2 separate regions of the Homo sapiens genome follow, and region 2 is linked to region 1. The links are chromatin loops, found by intact Hi-C in ENCODE. Cell type or tissue: IMR-90. All regions are shown on one strand. Links, peaks and the distances in the headings refer to the core of each region. The heading gives the core; the rest is flanking DNA. Region 1 overlaps LOC105376481 (a long non-coding RNA gene). Region 2 has its middle 29 kb from the start of LINC02644.

Evidence for each region. Peaks named below come from ENCODE experiments on the same cell type or tissue, not always from the same donor. Only the 100,000 strongest peaks of a DNase experiment are listed, where the experiment ranks them.
Region 2: it touches region 1 in a loop (2.3-fold over the local background); 2 of 110 quality-filtered maps call a loop at or near these places.

What each region holds. Positions count from the first base shown.
Region 1 is chr10:31,128,031-31,130,941 of GRCh38, reverse strand. The region is part of intron 2 of LOC105376481 (a long non-coding RNA gene); the gene reads right to left. It overlaps LOC105376482 (a long non-coding RNA gene), which reads left to right. Exons shown (of 4, transcript XR_001747412.2): 3 at 424-533; 4 at 771-959. Among named protein-coding and RNA genes, the nearest start is that of LINC02664, 58 kb to the left of the region's middle. In IMR-90, for the core only: no CTCF peak of the experiment used is centred there; a DNase peak (open chromatin) is centred at 1,491; H3K27ac peaks cover 1,619 bases.
Region 2 is chr10:30,750,900-30,753,810 of GRCh38, reverse strand. No RefSeq gene overlaps it. Among named protein-coding and RNA genes, the nearest start is that of LINC02644, 29 kb to the right of the region's middle. RefSeq lists a silencer at 1,652-1,701 and an enhancer at 2,436-2,495. In IMR-90, for the core only: a CTCF peak has its summit at 1,762; a DNase peak (open chromatin) is centred at 1,730; H3K27ac peaks cover 596 bases.

The DNA of each region.
Region 1 (2,911 bases), core at 171-2,670:
AAAAGAGTCAATATTGTATTTTCAGAGAAGAAAAATTTTCAGGGGCCTTATATGAGAACACAGTGTGAAAATTCACATTATTTTCAAACTGTATTTAAACCACCCAGCCTAAAAGAAAGTTGCTTCTGGAAAGTCAAAGATGCTCTGAAAATGAGTGGAGATATGGTTTCTTACCTATGTGTATAAAATGAACAGTTTTATTCTTTCAACTCTTTATTATCTCTATAGGACATTAAGTTGGGCCGCATGTGCTAGACTAGATGTCTGGAGTAAATCTGTTTTCAGATATAATCTCTGGAGCATTCATGAAAGCTTCATATTTTGACACAGGAAGCAAAGAACATACTTGCAAATGCTGGCTCTGTTCATGGATGGAATGGTGCTTGAAACAAGTATCCTGCTGACATTACTTAACTCTTACAGGGGTCATTACTTAGGGATCAGCAATTTGCTAAAGATGAACAGATTCTAAGAAGATGGTTTTCCAGCAGCAACCAATTTTAAATCTGGACTGTGCACCAGGCACCTCTTGGGTATGACCTCAGTGCCTTTGGGTGTCCCTTGTCCCTCATTCCAGCTACTGATGCAGGTTCTGAGCAGCTTCCTGCTGGGGCCTTGCCTCATGCCTTTGCCTCACACCTCTGCTGGAGCTTCCAGAGTCTGCCCTGGAGCTTCTCTAAGCCGTCGGGGGCCCATGCATTTTGCCCAACCCAGGAGTGATCAATGGAGTCTAAGTGCTAATGGATAAATGTTTTCCTTTCTTCCCCCAGATGGACAGCCCTGAAACATCTTTCATGCAACTCCTCAGGCAGCCCAGAAACAGCCAGGAACCATTCGCCAGGAGCTGTGGCCAACTTAATAACTCATCCTTGTATTGGTTTCCATCCTCTGTCCTTCATCCGTCTTGTCTTTTACTCCTACTTGCTGGATCACACATCCCAATAAATTTTTGCACTCAAGCGTTTGTCTCAGGATCTGCTGTCCGGAGGACCAAGACTAAGTTCAAGTCATATTTTTTTTTTTTTGAGATGGAATCTCACTCTGTTGCCCAGGCTGGAGTGCAGCGGCATGATTTTGATTCACTGCAACGTCCACCTCCCGGGTTCAAGTGATTGTCCTGCCTCAGCCTCATGAGTAGCTGGGATTACAGGTGCACGCCACCACACCTGGCTAATTTTTGTATTTTTAGTAGAGACAGGGTTTCACCATGTTGGTCAGGCTGGTCTCAAACTCCTGGCCTCGTGATCCGCCCGCCTCGGCCTCCCAAAGTGCTGGGATTACAGGCATGAGCCACTGCGCCCAGCTGCCTTTTTTTTTTTTTTTTTTAACTAAATTGAGTTACACTGCCTAGGCTATCTTCACACACCCCCACCATCTCAGGCAGTTTTCCAAATGCAGAAAGCTCAGTCCTCTTTTCACTGAGTGCATCTGCATCCTGGTGTGTGCATGAAATGGGTGATGGGGTAACCTGTCTCCTTGCGTTGCATGTGGTGGGTCTCAGGGAGAGTGCTGAGTCATGATGTCTTGGCAACAGTCACAGCAGGACCCAGAATGGAGTTTACAGTGCAGATCCAGCAACTGGTTGGGAATTCTGGCCCTGTGCTTTTGTCTGCTAACTTTAACTTGGCCCTGTGTTATTTTTCCAAGCCATATTTTTAACTTACTCCTAAGTTTTTTTATTTGTTCATTTCATCCTGCTGTATTTGTGGATTTGATATAAATAAGCAAAGATTGGTGTGAGTAGACCTTTTTTAAAAAAATCATGTCTAAAAGTCCCAAAGTCACATTGAATACTCTTACTATATGATGTAGCTTTTTAAAAATGATGAGAAAATTGTGGTTTTGAAAAGTAAGTGTAAAAACTTTACTGTCTTCATTTGGAGATGATTTATTGAATTTGTTTAATCACTAACAAGCCTGGAACAAAATTATGCCATCCACAGCGAGAATTATACAACTTTGAACAACAGTTCTGGCATGCTATGGGGACCTCATAGAGACACAGTATCTGACCATGGGACACAAAGTGACCATGTGGCCAAAGCAGCCCATCAGGAGCTGGGTTCTGTCGAAACCACTATGTCATGTCATTGGATAGGCCCTGGAACAATCCATTGTAAGACTGGACTGGTACATCTGGGATTAGGCCTAAGCAGGACCAGAGGGCACAGTCAAGCTGCACAATAGCCATCCACTATTACTGTACCAGCACTTCCCTCTCAGCTCACACCCACAGCCATATGTAAGACCCTTATGATTAGCTGACTAAGAGGAAGGAGCTCAAGCTTGCTTCATGGATGGGCCAGCTCTGTACATCCGTGCAAGCTGAAAATGAATGGGAACTGTGCTACAGTCCCATTCAAGGGTGGTCTTAAAAGACAGTGTGGATGGTGGTGTCCCTGGTCATACACTTTGTTTTGAAAGAGAAGTGGCCTGGGGTCGTGATATATGCAGACTTATGGGCAGTACCAAATGGCTTGACCAAATGGGCAGGGGCCTAGTAGGAGACAGATTGGCAGATTGGCCACAAGGAGGTCTGGAGTAGAGACACGTGCATGGACTACAGGAGTGTTGAAGGTCTTTGTATCACATGTTAACACCCACAAGAGAGGCACTAAACATACAGGTAGACAAAATGACTAACCAGTTGACAGCAGTCCCTGTCATCATCCACTCCAGGGCCGGCGCTGAATAGAATAGCCATGGTGGCAGGTATGGAAGCTATGCATGGGCCCACCAGTATTGGCTCCCGCTTACCAAAGCTTTTCTAGCCACTGCTACTGCCAAATGTCTAACATTCTAGCAGCAGAGAGTGATACTGGGGTCCCAGTAGAGCCTATACCTCAAGGAGACCAACCGGACACTCTGGCAAATTCACTACACTGGATACCTTCCACCCTGGAAGATGCAG
Region 2 (2,911 bases), core at 326-2,825, 380 kb after region 1:
GTCTTTCATTTGCTTATAAGCACCTTAAAGACAACCCAGATTTATTTAGAAGACCAGGATGATATATAAAGAGGTAGAAAAGCAGGTAGGAAACTAGCAGGCTTGCCAATGACACAGAGGAAATCAGAGGTTGTCGCCGCTGCTGGGGGCTTTGCTTCAGGCCTGCAGGGATGGACTCCATCTCTCTGTGGGGACACGAGACAGCAGAGGAGACTCCCCAGAAGATGGAAGGCCGGCCACAGCATCGACACCCAAATGTCGATAAATCAGACACCGGGGCCCGCACCCTCATCACCAGGCTTAGCACACGGCTGCAGGTAAAGCCCGTGAACTTGACATCGGCACTGTTAGGAGAGCTGCTCTGATCGTGAATACAAAGGAAAGGTAGAGAATATTGAATTTCTGATTAAGCCACTGCTAGATGCTTACCAGGCCCGCTCTGATTTCTCCTGGGCCACGGATCATTTTTATGACTGGTGAAAAAATGATTATTCTCTCCATCACATTGCTTCTGCAAAAAAGGGCTCAGCCTGCAGCGAGTCTAGCCCCATCCTGCAGTGAGCGGGAGGTGGGAGGTGGGCTGGGTGACTGCAGGTGCTTTGTGCTCCGTGGTGGCTCCAGGGCTTCCCAACAAAGCCAGACCAGGGAACGCTGTGGATGCAGGCAGCCAGGGCCTTGGCTTCTCTCTGGCCTGGCTGGGGTGGGCAGGGTCTGGCTGAACAGGTAGAGGGGTGATGACCACTGTGCCACTCTGTGTGGTCTGTAATTGGCATTGAGCCTGCCCATCAGGGACAGCTCTGCCCACGCCGCCCAGTCCCACAGAGGAAGGCGCAGCCACCCAACCTGTTCTGGGAGGAGGAAATAAAAAGCCCTAGTCTGTACCAAGGAATCACCCATTTTTTCCTTAGCAGAAGCCAGGCTCTCTTCCTAGCAAGCGTCCAATCAATCTCTGAGGCTGCCTGCAGGCTAAGAGGCAGGGCCTCATTTGAGCTGTGTTTGGAGTGATAAGGGGCTGCTTGCTGTTTGATAAGCGGATGGGCAGGCACCTTCCTAAATGGGCGTCTGTCAGAGCATATTCCAGTCCTGCTGTCCCTCTGGCGCTGCCACTAGACCCAAGGGCAGTAGAAGCCGCCGGCTGCCCGCTGGGGCCAGATAATGCCGGCACTGTGCTGCAGTCACATTTAATTTTCGTGAGCTGTCACATCTCATGGGTCCTCAGCCTTGGGAAGGCTCTGCTGCCTGGAGAAGATCTCAGCCTGGCCTCCACAGTCCCCCTTCTGGGCAACAAATGGGTCCAGCTCCTGACTCCTTCTTGGAGCCAACAGCTCGCTGAGGGAAGTCAGAGGGACTGCCAGCCCACAGGCTCACTGCGCCTTCCTCAGTCTACAATTTCATCTGCAGAATGACCAAGGGGCAGCCTGAAACGAAGAAAAGACCTAGGAAGGGGCTTTTAAAAGCCGACACAAGCTCCATGGGCCTTGGCACTGTCTCCCAGAAAGCAGAGCTTCCTGGTACCTGCTCCCCCTTCCCGCCCTGCAGTTTTCTTCCTCTGGTTTTGTAATCTCTGTTAATTGCCAAGGCACTTTTTGTTGGATGTGACTTCATTGTGGACATAAGGCTCTGTCAATTCGTCAAGTGGGGTCCAAGCCAAATAGTTTTCTGATCAACTGCATCCTCCAGCGAGCTCTGGCCCAGCTTGACACAAACAGGCATTTCTTTCCCCTCGCACAGCCCCAGCTCTCTGTCCGAGCCTGCGGCCTCCTCTGCTGGTGGCCTGTCTCTATGGCATGCAGGAAGTGCGTGCCCATTGGGCCATATGTACCTATAGGAGATGTAATCTCAGAGGTTTTAATGCACATTTTTTTCTTGGCACTCCGAAATAACTGATGATGGAAAATAAATTCAGAGAATTCGTCCAGCTGGTCCTACTTCACTTCCTAACACTTGCTTTCCTAAGCTGAGCTACCAAAATTTGAGCAGCCTGGGTCTGCGAGCCACTTCTGTGCACCGGTGGTTTGGAGGCATCCTCAGCAAAGAGGAGCCGCTCGCCTCTGCTTTGCATGGGGCACAACTTCCCAAGATCTGTGAATGTGCTTTGTCCTTTTAGGTCGATTTTCTCTGCTTGTTTCTTTTGCTCAGGGCTCTTCCGGAGATGGTGCCTTGAGCATGGAGCCTGGTACCCAGCAACTGTAAATACTTCTGGAAAAATGTGTTCACAACTCAGCCAATGGTTTGCGGCCACGTGGGAGAAAGATCTAGTCTACTGAAATATTGCAAAAACAAAAAGGACATGCTTCTGTCTTACAGCGCACTGGCAGAATCACCAGTTTCTCTCAAAAGTTGTCCAATCTGGGACCTCACACACAGATGGCTTATTACTTTCTGAACTCTGCCAGCAACTCACTGGCATGTCCACACTGGAAATGCTGAGAACATCTTCCCAAACACACGTTGGGTTGAAATTCTCACAGGTGAACAATGGGACCGACACATGTGCACCAAGCAACGACATGTAGAATAAAAATAGACCAATGACCTGCACACGGCGAGGGTTTTTTCAGTTTTCTCTCAGGCTGGATTTCCTGAGGAGTAGGAGTGTAAAAGCTGTGGGTATTTGCTGCCTGCCTCAGGAAGTCCTGACTCCCCAAATAGTGGTTACAGCAAACACCTCTGCACTCTCATTCTCAGAACCCAGAAGAAGCCGAATCCAGGACTCATTTGCTTGTTGTCTTTGGAGGGCTTGTGGGAAAAGAACAATGGCTTCTGTGATACTTGGCCAGGCTTAAGGAGAAGTCATTGGCCACAGCTTCTGAGCAGAGCTGGACTCAGAGATGGACCTGGGGCAGGGCTTTGCATGCAACTGCCTCACTGAGCCCTTAATTGCCACCAAGCTTTGCATACATAGCACCTT